Linked DNA regions of Homo sapiens: region 1 is linked to region 2. A link is an interaction called in ENCODE POLR2A ChIA-PET data of the cell type or tissue named here. Cell type or tissue: MCF 10A. All regions are shown on one strand. Each heading gives the region's core, and the rest is flanking DNA. Links, peaks and the distances in the headings are about the cores only.

What was found. ChIA-PET counts read pairs that join two places held together with the same protein. Peaks named below come from ENCODE experiments on the same cell type or tissue, not always from the same donor. Only the 100,000 strongest peaks of a DNase experiment are listed, where the experiment ranks them.
Region 1: POLR2A ChIA-PET joins it to region 2 with 8 read pairs; 22 of 35 experiments call an interaction of 5 or more read pairs at or near these places.

The regions. Positions count from the first base shown.
Region 1 is chr11:95,074,517-95,078,917 of GRCh38, forward strand. No RefSeq gene overlaps it. Among named protein-coding and RNA genes, the nearest start is that of SRSF8, 9.8 kb to the left of the region's middle. In MCF 10A, for the core only: no CTCF peak of the experiment used is centred there; DNase peaks (open chromatin) are centred at 485 and 2,145.
Region 2 is chr11:95,132,258-95,136,658 of GRCh38, forward strand. It overlaps ENDOD1 (endonuclease domain containing 1), which reads left to right. Exons shown (of 2, transcript NM_015036.3): 2 at 1-388. Among named protein-coding and RNA genes, the nearest start is that of LNCRNA-IUR, 16 kb to the right of the region's middle. In MCF 10A, for the core only: no CTCF peak of the experiment used is centred there; DNase peaks (open chromatin) are centred at 864 and 2,384.

The sequences.
Region 1 (4,401 bases), core at 317-4,316, 58 kb before region 2:
AGCTCCGCCCACCTCGTATTAGGCCTCCTGATGTAAGATGGGCCACAGGTTAGTGGGTTAGGTAATGTCTCTGGGGACTGGAGCCTTGCCATTGGCCAAAGAAGACAATCAGTCCCTTAGGTGGTATTCAAAGGGTGGAGAAAACTCTGTTGTAACAACATCTGAGATAAAAAGTTAAAAAGGTTTCAGTAACTGTAGTGAAGGGCCCTATGAAAGCAGTTCATACTGCTGAACTAGATTCTCAGAGTGGCTGCCACAAAACAGAAGTGTTGAGATGAAGCTAAAGGCCAGTCCTGAAAGCATGCAGCTTTCTACTCCGAGTTCTCCCACTACTTTCCCCTCTGTTCCCCTGCATTTCTGCATCTTCCTGCCACTTGAGTCCTCCCACCAGTACATGAAGGGTCAAGAGGCCTGTGCCAAAGTGGTGACTGTGATGAACCAAGATAGATTTCCCTGGGCCCAAGCCACTCCTTATATTGGCACCCAGCTGTGCAGCAAGCTTCCCTGGCATGGCTCCAGAGCTGCCGAGGGTTTCCTTCCTCGCTATCAAAGAGAGGGTGACTCCCAGGAACGTGTGCCTCTGTTTGTCCATTACAAATGACCTTGCATCCTTGTTACGAGAAATTCCAGGAAGGCAATTACTCTGGATAGTAATAATGATTCTCTGTTAATTATTCCTTCCATCACCTCCTCCCTCACAGCCTCTTATTTTTCTTTTAATGGTGAAATAAATAAATGATGATGTGGTTTTGTGTTTTCCCTCTTGTCACAAACTCAGCCCATCCATTGGCATGCTGTGTATCATGTATACAAAGTTGATTCTGAAGCGTGATGTGTTTAGTAAAGCAAACCTTTCCCTTACTCACCACTTTTACCTTTCCAGCAGTTAGTTACAGAGGAAAACCGGATGTAGAGCCAGCTGAACAGCAATTGAATCTGGCCTTGCCACTTTGTGGTCATGTGACTTTCAGAAAAAAATCGTTGATTTTCTCTGAGCCAAAATTACAGTGCAGGATTTTTGTGAAGATATTGTGTGATGTAAATGTGACAGGCAAGTAGGAGGTGCTTGATAGATTTGAGCAAGAATTCTGTGCATTTATGCATTCTCCCTACCTCTAGGATAAGTCCGAGGGCAAGGACCTACTCTCATATCCTTTATTTCTGTGATGCTCAGTTATACCACTGTCCTCACCACCACTCCCACAGCCCTACCCATTACTTTTTTAATTAATGAGTTTTATTTTTTTAGAATAGTTTATGGCAAAACTGAGCAGAAGTTAGAGTTCTTCTATAGACCCTGTCCCCACATATGCATAGCCTCCCTCAGCAACATCCTCCACCAGAGTGGTGCATTTGTTACAGCTGATGAACCAATTGATGAACACACCATTATCACCCAAAGCTCATAGTTTATATTAGGATTCAGCCTTGGTGTTGCACGTTCTTTGAGTCTGGACAAATGACTTATAATGATAAGTATCCACTCTTATAGTATTATTCAGAGTAGTTTCACTGCCCTAAAACATCCTCTGTGTTCCACCCATTCATCCCTCCTTAACCTCTGGCAACCACTACTGTTTTTACTGCCTCTATAGTTTTGCCTTTTCTACAATGTCATATAGTTGGAATCACAGAGTATGTAGCCTTTCAGATTGGCTTTTTTCACTTAGTAATATACATTTAAATTTCCTCCATGTCTTGTGGCTTGAAAGCTCCTTTCTTTTTATTGCCAAATAATATTCCATTGTCTGAATGTATCGCAGTTCATTTATTCATTCATGTATTGAAGGACATCTTGGTTGCTTCCAAGTTTTGCAATTATGAATAAAAATGATGTAAACATTTATGTGCAGGCTTTTGTGTGGAGGAAAATATTCAGCTCATTTGGGTAAATACCAAAGAGCTTGCTTGTGGGATTACATGGTAAGAGTATGTTTAGTTTTATAAGAAACTGCCAAACTGTCTTCTATTACTTTCACTAGTAGGAAACTTCTTTTTTTCTCATGATCTACCCACGTATTTGTACAAAAGTTCACATATACTTATTTGCAAATTCCTCTCCTTGTTGTACTTGGCCTTGTTGCAATGCTGCCAGGGCAAGGTCAAGATTTCAAAAACAATCAGGAGCCAGAAGAGCCAACCTTTCTTCAGAACTCCTTCACTAGCTTATTGAGCAATCTTTCAGTAAATCATCTCTTTCCTCTGGCTCTCCACTTCCTTATTTGGGCAAAGGGAGCTCTTAGCTATTTGCACCTGTGCTAGAGTTGGCACACAACAAGTTCAGACCAAAGCAAACACAATTTGTGCTCAATAAATGTTGGCTATTATTACTTATAAGCCCACATTTGTAAGATGTGCATTAGAAACTACACTTGAATGCACACTTGTAGAGGTTGGTGTTTGGGTCTTGACTCTAAGATTTATTTTAAAATTTTAACTATAGGTTTTGACTGACTACCGGGCCACACTAAATTATTCATAAAGATTAACCATTACACTAACTATTTTGTGTATGTGTGAGAAGTCCTTTCCAGATATTTAGAAATAACTTCACCCTGATATGTATTTCACTGAGCTGTGACCATATAGAAATTAGAAGTTGGGGTTTTGTTCAGTGTTTTAGTTACCTATCATTGCTTTAAGTAGAAAACCACAAACAGTTGCTAGGAATTGGCTGCAGAGATAAGTGGGAAGGAAACCCATATAAGTTGAATAGAACCAGGGTAATGAACAGCCCCTCACTCCAGCTGCCTTGCAGATCCCACTCTGCTCACCAGCCTCTCAAGATGAAATTTCTAACATTCTCTAGTTGCTCCTCATTGCCACTGATCTGTAGCAACTGTCAGGGTAACACCTGGGGACCCTTCTCACTAATCCGCAGCAAGTGCTGGATGTTATGGAGATAAGCAGTTTCGGGTAGACAAAGGAGGGGAAAACCTGAGTGCTGTAGGGAAAGGGTGTCATTGTTAGAGGTGCCACCTTACAAAAATGTAATATTTGTACTACTGGTATCCTGGCATTCAGTTTCCTTGTGTCCTAATAGTTCAGGGCCCTCCACCCAAAAAAGTACCACACTCAGGCCTGTGGATCTCTGAGAGCATCTTTTCCTGTTCTCATCACAATCTTTTATTTATTTATTTAATTTTGAAATGGAGTCTTGCTCTGTCACACAGGCTGGAGTGCAATGGCACAATCTCTGCTCACTGCAACCTCTGCCTCCTGGGTTCAAGAGATTCTCCTGCCTCAGCCTCCTGAGTAGCTGGGATTACAGGCACGTGCCACCACACCTGGCTAATTTTTGTATTTTTAGTAGAGGGGGGTTTCACCATGTTGGTTAGGCTGGTCTGGAGCTCCTGACCTCGTGATCTGCCCCCCTTGGTATCCCAAAGTGCTGGGAGTACAGGTGTGAGCCACTGTGCCCAGCCAAAATCTTTTATTTTTTTGGCCCATCCCTCAGAGCCTCTTCTTAAAAGATTCACATTGCATCTGTCTATGTATTTCAGGACCCATTTATTCATTTACTCATTCAATAAATGTTTACTGAGAACCTACTGTTCCAGGCTCTGTTCTTGGAATTGGGGACACAACAGTGAAAAAGACAAGTTTCAACTCTCTTGGATGATCTATTCTCATTATCAAGAGTGATATATAATAACATGTCAAGTAATTGTAAGGGCTATGAGGAAAAATAAAGCAGAGTGAGGGGTTAGAGAGTAACAGAGGCTGCTTTATCTGATAGGATAGCTACAGAAACCTCCGGGGGATGTGGTCCTTGAACCTGTGACCGCGGGAATGGGGCTTCATTGTGGGCAGAGGGGCAAGTGCAAATGCCCTGAGATAGCAACATGTGCTCACAGATTAGCAAAGGGGCTGGCATGTAAGAGTGAGGGAGTAGGAGCCAAGGCAGGGATCTGAATGTGGGGATGAAGCAAGCATAAATGTCTTAACTCACTTAATGCATACTCCTCCAGAAACCCCTGAGCAGTTGGAGTGGTTGATGTTTCAGGTAAGCAGGGGGTGGAGGAACTTGGGGACCACAGAGCCCTTGAAAGCACTCATAATTCACAACCAACCCTGTGAATGGCTCTCTTTCCTACCAGATGCAAATCTTATGAGAGAAGGAATTATACTTTTTGGTTCCCTGCTGTGTCAGCTAACATGACATGTATCTGACTCCTACCAGGCACTTCATACTACTGTCTAATTGGATTGGACTCTAGCAGTCACAGCAGATCCCTGGCATTCACTAAGTTAACAACAGTCATTTCAGCTGCTTATGAGCAATCTCAAATCAGAGCCTGCGTAGGAATTTCCTGGAAAAACAGCTACTAGGTGGGAGATCAGGTATGAGAGTCAAACAGGCAATAGATTTGGAGTATTAAGGCTATGCACTGGAAAACC
Region 2 (4,401 bases), core at 185-4,184:
GCATCAGCACTTCGATCTAAATGCAGACTAGGTAGTTGGGAGGAGGAACCAAAGTGAACCATCCTTCATTTATTCAGTCATTCGTTCATCTGTCAAACACGTATTTGGACATCAAGGTTGCAGAGATGAACAATGCATGGATTTCATCTTTGAGGAGTTCAAAACCTAGTGGAGAGAACACATGGTACAATCGTAACACATGAAGGACAAGTAAGTGCTGCAGTAAAGGTACTAATAACATGTTCCTTGGAACAGAGGAAGAAAAACCACGAAACCATGGAAATTAGGGAAGCCTTTACAGAGGGTGTGACAAAACTCAATTTGACATTTTCAAGCTATGTACAATGATGTGCACCTTGCAGATGCTCAATAAAGTAATTACTGACAACTCGTTAGCAGTTCTGTAAAATATCTAAAAGGGGAGAATCCTAATAGTTGAAATGAGGCTTGGGGACTGTGAATTGTTGCCATTTTCTTCTTGATCCGCATTAATTCAAGCAGCTTCCAGTGACTGGCTTTTGTTCATTTCTTTAAAAGTTTGCATCATACATGAAAAAACAGAGAGGTCTGGATCAGTGAAACAGGACTTAGAACTATTTTTTAATGTTATTGCTCTGCAAAGTATTTGGGACAATAAGTGTTTTTGATATCTTGCATAATTAAGCACCAAAGACTTACTGCTTCACTGAATCTGAATCACATAGAAAATTATAGAAATACTTTTATTAGTTTGTTTATTCATTAGGAAGCTCCCACAGTGAGAGAAATTACAAGCAGTCTCTGACGGGGGCTGGTCCTCTCTGTGGCCTTTAGTAGGGTGATCCTCTTGGGTGGAGGTGGCAGTAATTCTTGGCTGCCTTCCCAGTGTGGGCAGCATCTTGCCTAAGCTCACCACAGAATACGTGTTTGTCCAAATGTTACACTACAAGCCATATAGTGTGGACTGCTTGCTTTTCATTAATGGGTTCTCAGTCTTCCCATTGTCTCTCTTTGTAGGTATTTTCCCCCAGGTCATGGATTGATGTCTAACTCCAAATCAATTTTTAAGCTTAAATTTCAACAAAGAAAGTGCTTATAACCACTTGTCATCCTCAATTATCCATTGTGAGGAGGTGGATGTAAGATGACTTCTGGAGGCCAGTACTTCCTAATGATTAAGAGCCCACGCTCTAGAGTCAAAATGATGTAGGCACAAATCCTGGCTTCCCCACTTATTGTGTGATCTTCAGCAAGTTACTCACCTCGGCTTTCTCATCTATACAATTATGAGTACCTATCTCAAAGGGTTGCTATGAGCATTAAATGAGTTAATGAACATAAAGCATTCATCACTTACCATGCTTGGCACATGGTAAGTGCTCAGCAAATGTTAATTGTTGCTAGATCTATTGTGGGCAATGATATTTACACTTCTTGGACAAAATTGGTTTGATGGTGCCTTAGAGGTTAGGATGTTTCTAGATCAACGCTGGAAGAACCAGGATCAAAGTGTGGTCTGGGAGTCAAAGTCATGAATGAAAATGAAGCAAGCCAGAACCTCATCAGTGGTGTCCATGAATCTGAAGGTACAGATGAGGGTTGGACCTGGAGTCTCAAAAGAGAAGGGTCAGAAAACTGAAACTCAACATGTGTCCAGCACTATTCAGTTTTATCTCATAATCAAGCCTCCAAAATCCAAACACATTGTCAGCATCTGCTTTGAAGGTAAGCATTGCAGGTAGGATGAGGCAACCCAAAGATGGCATTGAGAAAGAGGCAGAGCCTCTTGGACACTGTGCCTGGTGAGTGTGGGTTGGTGGGGGAAAGGCAGGTGATCATTCTGATACAGGGCCTTGGGGTTAACTAGTTTTAGTTGTCCTGTGACACTTTTGGGAAAGTCTTCAAACCTTTGTGAGATTTAATTCCTTATCAATAAAATGTGGGTAATAAAAATATCACCCCATAGGGTTTTTTGTAAAGATCAAGTGAAACTAGCTTTGTAAACTATCAACTATCATAAAAATATAAAGATTCATAATTATAAGTTTCCAAGGTTGGTCCTATTTCTTTAAAAATTGGTGCATACTTCCATTTTTTTAAAGGTGAGTAGATGTGAATGAAAATTAAAGTGCTTATTCAGAAAGCATAAATGGCTTAGCCAGAAATTGGGTTTGACAGTAAATGTTGAACATTATGCCTTGGGAACTTAAGATTCTCAGAATGCTGCCTCATCCAGCCTTGAGTCCTACTTTCTTAAAACCCAATCAATCCCGTTTTCAGTAGATTCCTCCACACACCTCATGTCCATTTGCTGTCTGGCTCGGCTGAATCATTGAAATGAGTAATAGGCACTGAAATGAAAGACACCATATGAATCTTGTAAAACCTGAAAAGAAACAAGTGCGAGACAGTGAACAGTCCTGGTGAGTCTGAGAACTGGCAGAAGCTGCCTAGACCGCCCCTGGCAGCCTGCACACTCAAGGCCAGCCCAGGCCTGCCACTGACATCTGTCCCTGAGAACATCAGACAGCAGCTTCTGGGCTTTGTTTAGGCTGCACCAAGTGTGTGTTTCTCCAGCATTCTTGCTGATTTGGCATATCCAGATGTATTCTGTTTACTGCGTCTGGAAGGAAACTTCCAGGGGAATAGAAGTCTCAAGTGAGGAAGTGGCAGGCTTATGTAAAGGGGAGAGTGCACCTGGAACACAGGAGCCCTGAGTTTCCCTCCTCTGAGTTACTGTACATTTTCTGGTTGTAATCACTGGTATATTTGCAAAACAAGAGAGGGACCATCTCTAGGGTCTTCTCAAATTGCAGGCAATAAATCCTTGCTTTTCAACAAGTACTTTCATATATTTGGGTCACAGAGATTCTGATTGCATTCTCTCAACTTATCTCTCCTATCTGAAGGTTACCAAAAGTCAGAGAAATTCCCTGCGATGTTATCAGGAAGGACAGGGAATGATACATCCTGAAAACATCGTTATTTTTATTATTATCATCAGCATTTCTTCTCCCCAGACTTAGAGAATTAATTAGCAGGGTTGCCATTAGGTGGTGGCCAACCTAAGAGTAAGAAATGTTAGTAATGCCCCTGGCTTCTATTTAACTCCCTCAGTAGCCTGAAGGGTTGCCAGAAATCTCACCACTTGGCACGCTTCCTGTAGACTAGGAAAATACAAATAATCTGAAAGAAGTTAACACATTGTGTCAATGCTAGCAACTTAGGGTAAATGATTTTATGAAATCCTTCCTACTAGCTGGGAACAATTCTACATGCAAGTAATTTTTTTTTTGAGACGGAGTCTCGCTCTGTCGCCCAAGCTCCGCCTCCCAGGTTCACGCCATTCTCCTGCCTCAGCCTCCCGAGTAGCTGGGACTACAGGCACCGGCAACCACGCCCGGCTAATTTTTTGTATTTTTAGTAGAGATGGGGTTTCACCGTGTTAGCCAGGATGGTCTTGATCTCCTGACCTCGTGATCCGCCCGCCTCGGCCTCCCACAGTGCTGGGATTACAGGTGTGAGCCACCGTGCCCGACCACAAGTAATTGTTTTGATTGGTAAGAGGTATGGTGGGAATACCATATTGAGAGTCAGGAGGTGCCTGTCTTAGACCAGCATCCTGTGGAACTGGAGCCTTACCCCAAGTGAGCCCTTTATTGTAAGGGCTGGAGACAAAGTGAAAGACCCTGTAAGATCTTAGAAATCAGGCCACAGAATTTTTCTCTAAATGTCTAATATTAGATCAGTCCATAATGGATCAAAGTAGAAATGCACACCTGAAAGAAATAACAAGCGTGTTGGGCCTATTGCACTCATAACCAGTGGTATGCTGGTAAATGTTGAACCACCAGCTTTCTGTGTTTGCGGGGAGAGCACCCTGATTTGTAATGTTTGCCAATTTCTGTGGTGTCAATATTTCCATCACAGCTGATGTCAAGCTGCCAATGTGACATCACTGAAAGCAGCATTGGGAAGAGATGTACACAGCCTGGGCTCCTGAGCTAGTGCAAGTCACTGGGAACTGGCTCCCCCATACCACTAACTTCATCATCCAATTGAGTGCATAAGATACACAGAAGGAACATTTCCAGCAGAAAAGAATTGAACAGCTATAGTATGGCAGAGGGAGGAAAATCACTGAAACAAATACTGACCATGCCCTTTTGAGTACTATTCAGGAGAGAGGAAGGCTTGACAATCTGAACTTTAAATATTTCGAAATCCAAAGACTACATCCCCAGCCCTGTAAAATAAATTCATAAGGTTATTTTAGCTCAGTGCCATTAAACAATAACTTATCTAATGCCTTATTTTCCATCCTTTTCCAGTCAAACAAGCTTCTGCTCATGGCCTGGCTTTCTTTTTTTTTTTTTTTTTTTTATTATACTTTAAGTTCTAGGGTACATGTGCACAATGTGC